Linked DNA regions of Homo sapiens: region 2 is linked to region 1. Evidence: chromatin contacts called from ENCODE Hi-C or POLR2A ChIA-PET data. All regions are on one chromosome and are shown on one strand. The core of a region is the stretch at or near the end of the contact, and the rest is flanking DNA. Distances in the headings are between cores, read along the strand shown.

Region 1 (7,179 bases), core at 2,666-5,165:
TTTTTTTTGAGACAGTCTTTCTCTGTTGCTCAGACTGGAGTGCAGTGGTGCAATCACGGCTCACTGCAGTCTCCACCTGCTGGGCTCAAGTGATCCTCCCACATCAGCCTCCTGAGTAGCTGAGATCACAGGTGTGCACCACTATGCTTGGCTAATTTTTTTTTTTTAACATTTGCAGGGACATGGCCCTGACACGTTGCCCATGTTGGTCACAAATTCCTGAGCTCAAGCGATCTTCCTGCCTTGGCCTCTCAAAGTGCTGGGAATGCAGGTGTGAACCACTGTACCGAGCCTGAAAACTATTTCTGTGTTTGACTTTCTTTAAGATTAGACCTCAGATTCAGGATTAAACAGAATCAAGCCAACAAACAAACAAAGCCTTACTGATTAATAGGGTGCCTTTTCTTTCCAAACTTCTTTGAACCCACAAATACTCATCTTGCTTTAATGGCTCATGGAATAAGAAAGGCAGACAAAGGAGATGACAGTAAAAATAACAGATAGTTGATATGCTTCTAATTCTTCCAAATTGGTCTATTTTGTTATGTTTTCCCCATTTGTCAGGCCTACATTTTAGGAAGTCCAGTAAAGACACAAAGGATGGCTAACCCATCATTCCTAGGGTCATTTATGAGTATTAGGTTTGTTTATTCACACATATGAAGAAAAGTTGTTCAAATGAAAGTGTTTAGGAAATGTTATATATTTTTTTCAGGTACATAATATATTCTTACAGTAAACCTGATAAAATTACTCAGGGTGAGGGGGGCAATAAAAAGCTATTTAAAAACTCTTTATAATATTTGGAATAAACTTGTTTTTTACTAGTAAGAAGAAAATTAGTTTGCAAGTCATATTGTAAAGGAAGTGTATATAGAAATTATTTATTCATCCATAGCACCACAGTGGTATGTAGAATTCATACAAAAGACAGATAAGATGTAGAAACATAAGGTTAAAAAATAACTTGACTAAGATTTGTGCAGAACCCAGGCTCAAATAATCATATGTCTTGCCCTTAGATCCTATAGGCATGAGATATAAAGCCAGTTAGGAAGATGGGAGCTTTTTCCACATGAAATATTATAGATATGACATAATACCTGACTAGAACTCCAGGAGCTCTCATTTACAAAACATTTATGTATTAGATGACTTTTTGCTAAATTTTTGCAAAATATTAATGAAGATTGCCAATGCCCTTTACTTATGATAAAAACATACCACATACAAAACTTGACAAGACATGCTAGATCGATAGTCCAGAAATTAGAGGCACATTGTAATTCATGAGAGAACATTTATACTTGACCTCAGTAGGAGGGGCCAAATTAAGTACTACTTACTACCAACACCACCTTAAGGGTCAGAGTTTTAGTTTTGGATCCATGCTTTCCACTGCAGCTGAAATGAATATGCAAATGCTGAGGATATATGATAGCAACTTCTCTGTCAAAAAAGAAGACAGCCTATCAGAATATAACCAGTTTTTGCATTTTTTGTCTTAGCTACTGTGGTCATTGCAACTGGTAGACCATTCTTCCATGACAGTGGAGTTGTCATCATATTCCTTCTACGATTTTATATGAATAAAGATCACATTATTGTATATTAAAAACCATGCTTATTACTGTTGGTTTTGGTACCATGCCTACTCTGGAATAAGTCAAGTATACTGCCCAACTCTTGAGCATTAAGTCAGCACTATTCTATGTTGAAGGATATAGTATCTGTAATGAACCTGGCTGCATTTAAATTAACCCTGTCAAAGAATACAGTGCACTCAAGTTTCAATAGTCTATGCTTTTTAAAAGAAGAACCCACTACAGAAGAATCAACAAAATGACTCTTCTGGATCATGCTTTTAGAGCTACATCACTACAAATTATAGATCCCCATCCATGGTGTCAGGCACAACATGAAAGAAATTTCTGAACGGAAATAATACTGGTGAATAACTTTTCCAATGTATACAGCCTATCAAAAAATCAGGGAGCTAAAATGCTTACGTTAAATCTTAAAAATATATTAATAGATACTGCCAATTGTCAAAATACAACAAAAATAGTGGCTATTCAAGCTATGTTTCACAGATCACATGGCTCTAGGTTACTCTAGCTATTAAAGGAGTGCGTACCCTCATTGGAAAGAAAGCTGCACACATATTCTAGATGAGTTAAGAGGGTATCCATGACCTGGCTAATTACAACATAATTCATTTTGGTACTTGAGTTCTGAGGTCTGCTAGGAAACTGGGAAGAAAGACTGTACGAGACACACAGATAATTCCATTTGTGCAAGTAGTGCTAATAAAATGTGACTTCCTTGCACTATTAAATACCCCAAATCTTGCTTTATCGAGATGGCATATGATTATTTACTTATTCTTCTTCTTGTTCTGTCACCCAGGCTGGGGTGCAGTCATGCAATCATAGTTCACTACAGCCTTAAACTCCTGGCCTCAAGTGATCCTCCTGCCTCAGCCTCCCAAGTAGCTGAGACTACAGGCATGAATAACCACACCCAGCTAAGATGACATTAAAATTTTTAAATGCATCTACAAATAAAACTTAGGATTTATGACAAAGGTAACAATGCAGTAATATGAAGAAAGGATAATAATCTTTTTTCACAAAATGGTGTAAATGGTGCTATATGAATTGTACATCCACACAGGAAAAGAATATTGGGTCCACTGATACCTTACAGCATACACAAAACTAAATTTCAGTCAATTGCAGATCTAAATATAAAATGTAAAACTAACAATCTTAGAAGAAAATATAAAAGAATGCCTTCAGTCACCATGGAGTATGCAACGATTTATTAAACAGAACACAAAAAGCATTAACCACCAAATTTTAAAACTGGAAAAATTGAACTATATTAAAATTCATGCTTGGTGTCAAAAATCACCATTAAGAAAGGGAAATATCAATCAATAGACAAGAATGATATTCATTACAAATATATCTGACAAAGGACTTATACCCAGAATATATTTTTGATAAAACTCAAAAATTAATGTGAAAAAGACACACAAGTAGAAAAATGAGCAAAAAAATCTGAGCAGCCATTTACAAAAGAGAACACAGTATGGCTAATAAGCATATAAAGTGCTCAACTTTACTACTCATCAGTGCAATGCAAATACAACCACAGTGTAATACTTCTACCCCTACAAAAGAATGGCTAAAATAAAAACAATGGGGAAATAGCAAATGCTGTTGAGAAGGTGGAGCAACCACTCTGAAAAAGTGGCAGTATTTATAAAAGTTGAACATCATTATATTCAATGACCCAATAATTCTAATCCTAGATAAATATGCATTTGTTCCAACTAAAGACAAGTCTAGAATGTTCAGCTACCCTAGGGGTACTATTCCCAAACTGAAAATGACAAAATGGCCAGTAACAGTAGAATTGATAAAAAAAATTGTGACATATTTAGGCAATAGAATATCAAACAAGGAAGAATATAAAGAACCCTCAGCTATACACGAGGTGGCTGAAACTTACAAAGAGTGACTGAAAAAACCTGACACAAAAATAATGCATGCACTATGATTCCATTTATATAAAGTCTGTCGGAAGTCTAGGTAATCGTTATTCTTGGGATGTTGGAAGCAGGTACTGGAAGGGGACAGGAGGGGGGGTTCTGGGATACAATGTTCTTTATTTTCTCTAAGTTCCTGTTATATGGGTTTCTCCAGTTTGTGAAAATTTATTCAGATGTACCCAAATCAAAAAGTTAAAACTGAAACAAAAATAATAATTGCAATGGATCGCGTTATTTAAAACAAAGGCGACCACAATGAACTCCTCTCTCCCCACCCCCTAACCCCTGCGCACGCACACGCACAATGAAGCGAAACCTCATTGGCTGGGATCAGTGACGCACTTCTGAAAGCCGCAGTTTGGCACCATCTTTTCCATCTCCTGCTCCTTCCGCCTTCCCGCCATCCGCCCTCCACACGATTCAGCCCGGTGGTGTTAGCCCCCTGGACTCGATTCCTGAGGCAAACAGTGCCCCTTAAGGTCGGCGACAGCCTCTTCTGGGTTCACTGCAGTCCAACCGGTTCCCTACCCTCTGCCATTATGAACATCCGCAACGCTCAGCCAGACGACCTGATGAATATGCAACACTGCAACCTCCTTTGCCTTCCTGAGAACTACCAGATGAAATACTATTTATATCATGGCCTTTCCTGGCCCCAGCTTTCTTACATCGCTGAGGATGAGGACGGGAAGATTGTGGGCTATGTTCTGGCCAAAATGGAGGAGGAACCAGATGATGTCCCGCATGGCCATATCACCTCACTGGCCGTGAAGCGTTCACACCGGCGCCTCGGCCTGGCCCAGAAGCTGATGGACCAGGCCTCCAGGGCCATGATAGAGAACTTTAACGCCAAATACGTGTCTCTGCACGTCAGGAAGAGTAACCGGCCAGCCTTGCACCTTTATTCTAACACCCTCAACTTTCAGATTAGTGAGGTGGAACCTAAATACTATGCAGATGGGGAAGATGCTTATGCTATGAAGCGGGATCTCTCGCAGATGGCAGATGAGCTGAGACGACAAATGGACCTGAAGAAGGGCGGGTATGTGGTCCTGGGCTCCAGGGAGAACCAGGAGACCCAGGGCAGCACACTTTCTGATTCTGAAGAGGCCTGTCAGCAAAAGAACCCGGCTACCGAAGAAAGTGGCAGTGACAGCAAAGAACCTAAGGAGTCTGTGGAGAGCACCAACGTCCAGGACAGCTCAGAAAGCTCGGATTCCACCTCCTAGAGCATGCTTAAGGTATTCTGTCTTCCCTGACCCAGTACCCCCTTCTCCTAAATCCCTGCATCCTGCCTTGGCCTGCCCAATTCCATCCTGTCTTACCCCATTCTGGCCCTGCGAGATTTTACGGTAAAAACCACCTGGTGACCTTAGGGAGAAGTTAGAGTGAGTTGAGGGAGACTCATTACACGCTATTGGAAGTTAAATAGGATACCAGCTCATGCTGAAAGTAGATTAATTTCAATGAAGAAACAAGCATTTATCCTGCTTTTTGGGCATGAGTTGTATTTCAGGGTAACCACGTAGTTGATGAAAGGCATTTTTTTCTTTATGGAATTCCAGTTAGTAATAATGATAGAAATATAAAATCATCATTTTCCAACTCTTGATGAAATAATGGACCCAGCCAAGAGTCATCAATGGCTAATAGCATTAGGTAAAAGTTGGAGCACTTTGTAATGATGGATCAGACTGACAACACTTGAAGTCAGTGTAGTCAGTCTTCACTAAACGTGGAGACAAATATGTGTCTCCTTATGCAACAGGAAGTGCACAGTACTACCTATGAAATATTCTTTCCAAAAGAAAATTATGAGATCTGACTACCATTTTACAGAAAATAGAGGGACTTGTTAAACTATACCATGATGCAAACAGCCAAATCCAGAATGAGAGGTTTTTACAAAACAAATGACCTGGTTTCTTCAACAAATAAATGGCACACACACAAAAAAAGATGAAGCATTTTCTGTTAAACTTTACAGATACATTAAACTCAACTGCTATGGACATTGTTTGGATACTGATTCAAACAAACCATGTATAAGACATTTTTGAGATAATCAGGCAAAATTTGAACGGGGACTATATTAAGGAATTACTAATAATTTTATTAGAGGAGCTAAATGGTATTGTATTATGTTTAGAAAGTCCTTATCTGTTAAAGATACATACAGAAATAATTATAGCTGAAATAATAGGATGCCTAGGATTTCCTTTAAAATAATCCAGCAAAAAAAGAAGAAAAAGATTGAAAGAGGGAAAATGAAATAAGAATGGCAATGATAATTGTTGGGTTGGGAAATGGGTACTTAGGGGGTTCCTTATGCCATTTACTCTTTCGAATGTGTGAAAATTAGCATGAAAAGTTAAAGAGCCAAAACAATTACTGTACTTTTTTTTTTTTTTTTTGAGACAGAGTCTCGTTCTGTCGCCCAGGCTGGAGTGCAGTGGCGCGATCTCGGCTCACTGCAACCTCCACGTCCTGGGTTCAAGCTATTCTCCTGCCTCAGCCTCCCAAGTAACTGGGACTACAGGCGCCCGCCACCTCGCCTGGCTAATTTTTGTATTTTTGTATCTTTTTTTCTTTTTTTGAGATGGAGTCTAGCTCTGTCGCCGAGGCTGGAGTGCCGTGGCACTGTCTTGGCTCACTGCAAGCTCCGCCTCCCGGGTTCACGCCATTCCGCTGCCTCAGCCTCCCGAGTAGCTGGGACTACAGGCGCCTGCCACCACGCCTGGCTAATTTTTTTGTATTTTTAGTAGAGACGGGGTTTCACTGTGTTAGCCAGGATGGTCTTGATCTCCTGACCTCGTGATGCGTCCGCCTCGGCCTCCCAAAGTGCTGGGGTTACAGGCATGAGCCACCGTGCCCGGCCTAATTTTTGTATTTTTAGTAGAGACAGAGTTTCAGCATATTGGCCAGGCTGGTCTCGAACTCCTGACCTTGTGATCTGCCTGCCTCAGCCCCCCAAAGTGCTGCGATTACAGGCGTGAGCCACCGCGCCCAGCTCTTGTACTTCTTAATACACACTTATGCTAATACTAAGAAACCACTGAAACTAAGTTTTAAAGGATTGGTATGTTAGAAACAACTTAATTGTAATAATATACCACAGTATTTCTTCCATCAAAGGACTTTGTATCGCCTTAGGAATTTCAAGGGTCGGTGAGCTACTGGCAGTTTACAGGCTTTAACATCTTAATCTAGTCACCTTACCCTTACATGTATGAAAGGCAGCAACTTCTCATGGCAAAGTCTAGTCATAAATAGTGTATTCTGTATATAATTTCAGTAAGTGCTATTTGATTAGTCTACTCATTCATAAAAATATTTGTCAGGCATTAGGCTTGGAGCTGAGTATACAGCAGTGATCAAGACAGACTGATGTTTATATTATATAGCATTTAAGAATAAATGGACTTTTTTTTTGCATTTTAATGCCAAAACCGAAGCTATAACACACTAATCCCATTTTATTTTCATTCAGTTACAGTTCAGTATGTTATAAAAATTTAGATACAGTAAGTCTTTGGTGGTTAGAAAGAATCTGTCCTCAGAGGAGATTTTGCATCTGACTTTTAATAACCTGAAAGTTTCACAGTGACTGATTCATTTTT
Region 2 (7,179 bases), core at 2,148-4,647, 82 kb before region 1:
GTGCTTAACAGGAAAAAAATAATTAAACAAGTGGCTCTCTAAAACATGCACAGGAAAATATGTCATTAAGATAAGTACGTTAAGCTGGTACTGTTCTTAACTTAAAGGTTATAATAAGGGCAGTAAGAATGTTTGATGCACCACTATATCATGGCTTATAATGAAATCCATAGATAGCAACCTCTCAAAACATATTCACCATGTTACTGATTGAATGAGTAAATTTTAAATGTTACAATGTGAACACTACTTAAAACCTTCAATACTAAGTAGCTGCACTTTAGAAGAGTAGCCTTAAAGGTAAATGAATAATATACAAAGTCAAGTATGTTAACAACTCTATTTTTAACAATCCCATAATAAAAGACTTTTTGAAGAAAATCCCCTCATATATTTTTGTTGTTTGAACTATTCTGAATAGTATGTTCACCATTAAAGCATTTATGATTTTGTGGAATATAATACAAATGAAATAACAATTTTCTTGTAAAATTGAATGCCTTCACAAATAAGGTAGTGCCAACAAAGATTTCAGAAGTGCTTAAATCCTACATTAGAATATAAAGAAGCTATTATAGACAACAAAAATTTTAGTTGGTTTTGTTTTGTTTTGTTTTTGAAATAAAGAAGATAGTGGACTTCATTTAAGCTCCTTAGTTTTCGTTTGCTTGTTTTAAATACTGTTTATCAGCTTTGGTTAAACCCATCAGTAGTTTGCAATTACTCTAAGGAAGTTATTGCAATTTGGTAAACTTTCTAAACTATATTGGGACACTTATTATCTGATTATTTAGTGGCTACAATTTATTATCAGTGAAACTACTATGTAAGCCAGTTCTTTATAAGCAGAACTGACGATTTTATAAATAAGGTATTTGTATTAAAGACAAAATACTTAAAGTATTCCCAGACTCAAAACCTAATGGAATTAGGAACATTTGTTTGTAAATATTGGTGTGAACGGAGAGAGGGAATGTAGAAAAGAAGCTCTGGGTCAAATCTTTTTATTGCGTACATTAATCTATACACACAATGTTTACTCTTGCCAAATACCTGGAGAGAAAAAAGTTAAAACAATGTAAATATAAATTTGTTCCATGAAAATGCAGACATGTTATGGTTAACTGGAATACGGGTAAATGTTGCCTCTACAATTTTGCTTGGAAAAGCTTTGATAGAATTTTAGAAACAAAGACACAACCAGGAAAATCTGATCCAGTTTTTAATAATTTCTATACCTTACTTCGCAAATTAAGTCTCAATGTTCTTTCTTTCTCAGACTTCATAGTATTTCCTGAAGGGTTTTTGCTTAAATAAAAAATACGACCCAGATAAAATAGTGAAATAACAATATCACAGTTAATTTTTATGTTATTTTCTATCTTGTTCTATTTGGTTTTACTAAACACAAATGGGCCTTATCCTTGAGCTAATTCAGAAATGTAGCCTATGCCCTAATACAAAAAATTGCCATTCATTGACTGCATATTCAATATATTTTAATTAATGATTAAATAAGTCTTTATTCACCGACTCTATAGTTAATCTGAAAATTTAAGTTTCCATTTAGTGGAATTCCACTCTGGCCAAGATGTAGTAAAAAGGATTGGAGTTACCTTTTCATCTAAAACAATCAAAAATGGAAAAAATAGATGAAATAGTTCACATAATGTGCAAAATATAAAACAACAGTTCACAAAATGCTGGATATCACGGAATGAAAGGCAGTAATTTCTAAGAGATTAAAAACAAGTGACATGACTACTATGATTTCCCCAGCTTAGTTTCTTGAGAGAGTTTTGAAGCAACAGCACAGACAGGGAACCCAATTGAAACTCAGTGGAAACCTATGGCAAGGAGATTAGGCTGAGAGCCTAGAGAAACCAAAGAAGCTAGACTCTGCCAGGCATAGCACTGGAGAAAAAAGAGTTGCATAGAGAGAGAACTCCAGAGAGCTTTAGAGGGTCCCCCAGTGAGTATTCAGTTGGGTATTGATCAGTGCATGTATAGGAGAAAACTACTGAGGCTAACGAAAGATGCACCTGGAAAGACTAGAGATAACAGTATCCAGTGGTCACTCAGGGCTGGGAGGAATTACTGTTCCAAACAGCCTCATTTGTCAGGGGTGTTGGGTAGAGTACATAGAAAGATCTCTTCACAGTAAAGAGGAAGAATTAGCCCCAGACTGAGTACTATCCTTGTGCCATCTAAGAAATCTTAAAAGCAGACGCAAAAGAATTGAACTGTTTCCAAGTAATTTATCTGCATCCCAAAACAAAACTCAAGACCATTTATAGGGATACAAAAATATCAAGCACCCAGTCAGGTAAAAGTCACAATGTTTGGCATCTAATTAAAACTTATCAGGCATGCAAAGAAACAGGAAATACAAGCCATAATGAGGAGATAAGCAATCAATCAAAACCGAACCAGAACTGACACAGAGGTTAGAATTGCAGAAAATGAAATTAAAAGTTATTCTAACTGTATTCCATGTGTTCAGAAAGTTAAGTAGATATTAAAAAACCCAAATTGAGCTTCTAGGGATGAACACTACAATATGTGAGGTGAAAAATGTACTGGATGAATTAATAGCAGAGCAGACATTGGAGAAGAAAAGATTAGTGAACTTGAAGAGAGAGCAACAGAAACTATCTGAAATCAAGGACAAGGAGAAAAGGTAATTATAATGAGTAGGGCATCAATGGAGTCCCTAAGGGATAGAAGAGACAGAATAAAACACATTTGAAGAAATAATGGGCCCAAAGCTTTTCAAAGTCGATGAAACCTGTAAACCTACAGATTCAAGTAGCTCAGTAAACCCCAAGCAAAGAAAATAAGAAAACTATTCCAAGACACTTCATGATAAAACTGGGCAAAACCACTGATAAAGAGCAAAACCCTAAAGATAGAGAAAAATAGACATGTTAAAAATAATAGCAAAGTTCCACCTGAAACAGCAAGAGAGACGATGGTAGAGCAACAGCTCCAAGGTCCTGAAACTTAAAAAGAAAAAATATGTCAAATAGAATTCTATACCCCGAGAAAATACCTTTGAATATTACTATGAAATATATTTCAGATGTTCAAATTTGGAAGAATTCATCTCCAGCAGACCTGCACTATTAAGAAGGAAAATGATAACGTAGAGATATAGATCCACACAAAAGAGTGAACGCCGGTAACTGTAATTACATGGATAAATATATGATTTAAAAAAAAAAATTAAATCTTAGAAGACAACTGAGTGGCTGGAGGTGAAGCCTGGGCTGGAGGGGTGGGGTGAGAAGGCGCCGCGCCAGTTAAAGGGCAAAGGTTGCCTTGCGCCTGCGCCTTGTGCTCCTGACTGGCTGCGCTCCCTGCCCCCAACACCGCCGTGGCCTGGGAAACGGTCCCAGAGCTGCTGAGCCGACCTACTGGTGTCATGGCAGCCCCAAAGACAGCAGCTGTGGGGCCGTTGGTGGGAGCGGTGGTCCAGGGCACCAACTCCACTCGCTTTCTGGTTTTCAATTCAAAAACAGCGGAACTACTTAGTCATCACAAAGTGGAATTAACACAAGAGTTCCCAAAAGAAGGATGGGTGGAACAAGACCCTAAAGAAATTCTTCAGTCTGTCTACGAGTGTATAGCGAGAACGTGTGAGAAACTTGACGAACTGAATATTGATATATCCAACATAAAAGCTGTTGGTGTCAGCAATCAGAGGGAAACCACTGTAATCTGGGACAAGTTAACAGGAGAGCCTCTCTACAATGCTGTGGTGTGGCTTGATCTAAGAACCCAGACTACTGTTGAGGATCTTAGTAAAAAAATTCCAGGAAATAGTAACTTCGTCAAGTCTAAGACAGGCCTTCCACTCAGCACTTACTTCAGTGCAGTAAAACTTCGTTGGATGCTTGACAATGTGAGAAACGTCCAAAAGGCTGTTGAAGAAGGTAGAGCTCTTTTTGGTACCATTGATTCATGGCTTATCTGGAGTTTGACAGGAGGAGTTAATGGAGGCGTGCATTGTACAGATGTAACAAATGCAAGTAGGACAATGCTTTTTAATATCCATTCTTTGGAATGGGATAAAGAGCTCTGTGACTTTTTTGAAATTCCAATGGACCTTCTTCCAAATGTCTTCAGTTCTTCTGAGATCTATGGCCTAATTAAAACTGGAGCCCTGGAAGGTGTGCCAATATCTGGGTGTTTGGGGGACCAATGTGCTGCATTAGTAGGACAAATGTGCTTCCAGGAGGGACAAGCCAAAAACACCTATGGAACAGGTTGCTTCTTACTGTGTAATACGGGTCGTAAATGTGTGTTTTCTGAACATGGCCTTTTGACCACAGTAGCTTACAAACTAGGCAGAGAGAAGCCAGCATATTATGCACTGGAAGGTTCTGTTGCTATAGCAGGTGCTGTTATTCGTTGGCTAAGAGACAATCTTGGAATTATAGAGACCTCAGGAGACATTGAAAGACTTGCTAAAGAAGTAGGAACTTCTTATGGCTGTTACTTTGTCCCAGCCTTTTCAGGGTTATATGCACCTTATTGGGAGCCCAGTGCAAGAGGGATACTCTGTGGCCTCACTCAGTTTACCAATAAATGTCATATTGCTTTTGCTGCATTAGAAGCTGTTTGTTTCCAAACCCGAGAGATTTTGGAAGCCATGAACCGTGACTGTGGAATTCCACTTCGTCATTTGCAGGTAGATGGAGGAATGACCAACAACAAAGTTCTTATGCAGCTACAAGCAGATATTCTTCATATTCCAGTAATAAAACCCTTTATGCCTGAAACAACTGCACTAGGAGCTGCCATGGCAGCAGGGGCTGCAGAGGGAGTAAGCGTTTGGAGCCTTGAACCCCAGGCTTTGTCAGTTCTCAGGATGGAACGATTTGAACCACAGATCCAGGCCACAGAAAGTGAAATTCGTTATGCCACATGGAAGAAAGCCGTAATGAAGTCAATGGGTTGGGTTACCAGTCAGTCTCCTGAAGGTGGTGATCCTTCTATCTTCTCTAGTCTGCCTTTGGGATTTTTTATAGTGAGTAGCATGGTAATGCTAATTGGAGCAAGATATATCTCGGGTGTGCCATAATAATACCAGCTATGGAGTCCCAAGATGTAAACATTTTACATAATGAAAGCATATAGCAGTTCTGCCTCTTAATATAATGACACTATTATAGACTCTGATTTTGTTTATAAACCACTTGCTACATGACCCATGAAAACCCTAGACTTGTGACCTGAAATAAAGAAAATACGTTAGAAGAGCACTGTAGAAATATTGGGTGTGTTTTTTTTAACATCGACAGGGTTGGGCCAGCCATCTTGAAGGCTGGCCCCCTCCATTGCCATAACATTCTGCCCCATTCTTTCTAAAACATAGGCTATTCAGATTCTATTCATGGAATCTTTTTATCAACTATCCTCTAACACTTATGGACCCAGATTTGGTTCTTTGTGTTACACACACTTGATTAAGAGGTGTAATTAATCTGCTAAAATTAAGGGACTTTTTGTCATTGTTATTCTTGTTTTTAATAGGCTACAAGTCCTCCTTTCTACATATTAGAGAGACTACATCTTAACTGAATGTTTAATGGAAATATTTGCTAAATTCTTACAATAGAAATTTAGTATTCTCATAGCTTAGATATTTTCCTGAAAAATATTTGCCAAATTGAAATTTATTAGACAATTTACATGGTCTCATTAATTACTATTTTACTGAATTATTGTGTGAATCCTAGAGGGACAGGGACACTATTTCCCTTTTTTATATCATGTCTATATCATATAGAGTAGCTCATTTATAAGTTGAAAGTACATTGTAGTCAGTAGATTATAACATGGATGGTCCTAAATACTTTAAGGTAAACAGCTATATACATTTTGGGGAATGTGTATACATATTATTTATCAGGAGAAACCTACAAAGGCAGTATTTAAAAGTTAAATATGTTTTATGCTGCTACAAAAAGTATATTATGATTGCACCAAATTTCTTATAACTTACTCTTTTATTTAATATATTAGCTGGATATATGCTGGGAAAAAACACTGGAATATTTCAGAAAATATTGCTTTCAAGTAGGAAAAAACAAATGACTGTTCAAACAAAAATAATAATATAGTATGAAATGCAAGCATGTCTAAAAGAAAACAATAGCAAAGAAGAGGATAAATGAAGGTGTAGTAGTTTGAGACTCATATACTGTGTGGAAAATGATGTATCACTTGAAGTTATAGTGATAATGAAAGATATATACTATAAATCCTGAAATAACAAAATGTTATATTAAAAATATGCACTAGAACTACTAAAATATTCAATTCTAAAGAAGATACAAAACAGATGAGGAACAAAGAAAAGGTAGGAAAATATATTTAACCCTAACCATACCAACAAGCACATTAAATGTAAATGATTTGATTACCCCAATTAAAAAGGAAACTTGTCAGATTTAAAAAATAAAACCAAAATATACACTGCCTCCAAGAAACATACTTTACACATAAGAAAAAAAGGTCAAAAGTAAAATGATAGAAAATGGATATACCAAGTTAATAATAATAAAAAAGAAATATCAGAAAGTAAATTTCAAAACAAAGAATATTAAAAGTGATAAGATCATTTGCAATGATAATGGGGTAAATTCAAGAGGACATAACAATTCTAAATATTTATGCACCTCATGATGGAGCTTCAAAATACATAAAATCTTATAGAACTGAAAGGAAAAATAAAAAGTTGTGCAATAACAGGAAGATATTTCAATACCTCTTCCTCAATATTTGATAGAAAAAGTAGTTAAGTTTACTAAGATATGGATTTTAACAACACTATCAAACAACATGACTTAACTGACATTTATGGAAAATGCCACCCAACAATAGGAGAATACATATTCTTTTCAAGTGCACAGTGAATATTTACCAAGATTGACCATATAGAGGCCAAAAAGCAAGCCTCAAAAAATTAAAAAAGATTTCTTACAAAGTATGGTGTCTGAGCACATTAGAATTATACATCGACACTAGAAAAATCTTTAGAAAAGTCCCCAAACATTTGAAAACTAAGTAACAAACTTTAAAATAATTGATAAGTTAAAGAGATAAAGAGGGAAAATAGAAAGTATCTGGAATTGAGTGAAAATGAAAGCACAACATATTAAAATTTATGAG

Evidence for each region. Hi-C counts contacts between places; a loop is a spot of excess contacts on that map. ChIA-PET counts read pairs that join two places held with the same protein, here RNA polymerase II (POLR2A).
Region 2: a loop to region 1 is called in a map of posterior vena cava, with 19 times the contacts of the local background. The contact joins the promoter of GK2 here to the promoter of NAA11 in region 1. A Hi-C loop is called at or near these places in 1 of 168 maps with a recorded cell type or tissue (posterior vena cava). POLR2A ChIA-PET finds 5 or more read pairs at or near these places in 2 of 52 experiments (GM12878 and activated T-cell).

Annotation. Positions count from the first base shown.
Region 1 is chr4:79,322,797-79,329,975 of GRCh38, reverse strand. It overlaps NAA11 (N-alpha-acetyltransferase 11, NatA catalytic subunit), which reads left to right and starts at 3,915. Exons shown (of 2, transcript NM_032693.3): 1 at 3,915-4,800. The coding sequence starts at 4,099. The coding sequence ends at 4,788.
Region 2 is chr4:79,404,446-79,411,624 of GRCh38, reverse strand. GK2 (glycerol kinase 2) reads left to right here and starts at 3,397. Exons shown (of 1, transcript NM_033214.3): 1 at 3,397-5,264. The coding sequence starts at 3,425. The coding sequence ends at 5,086.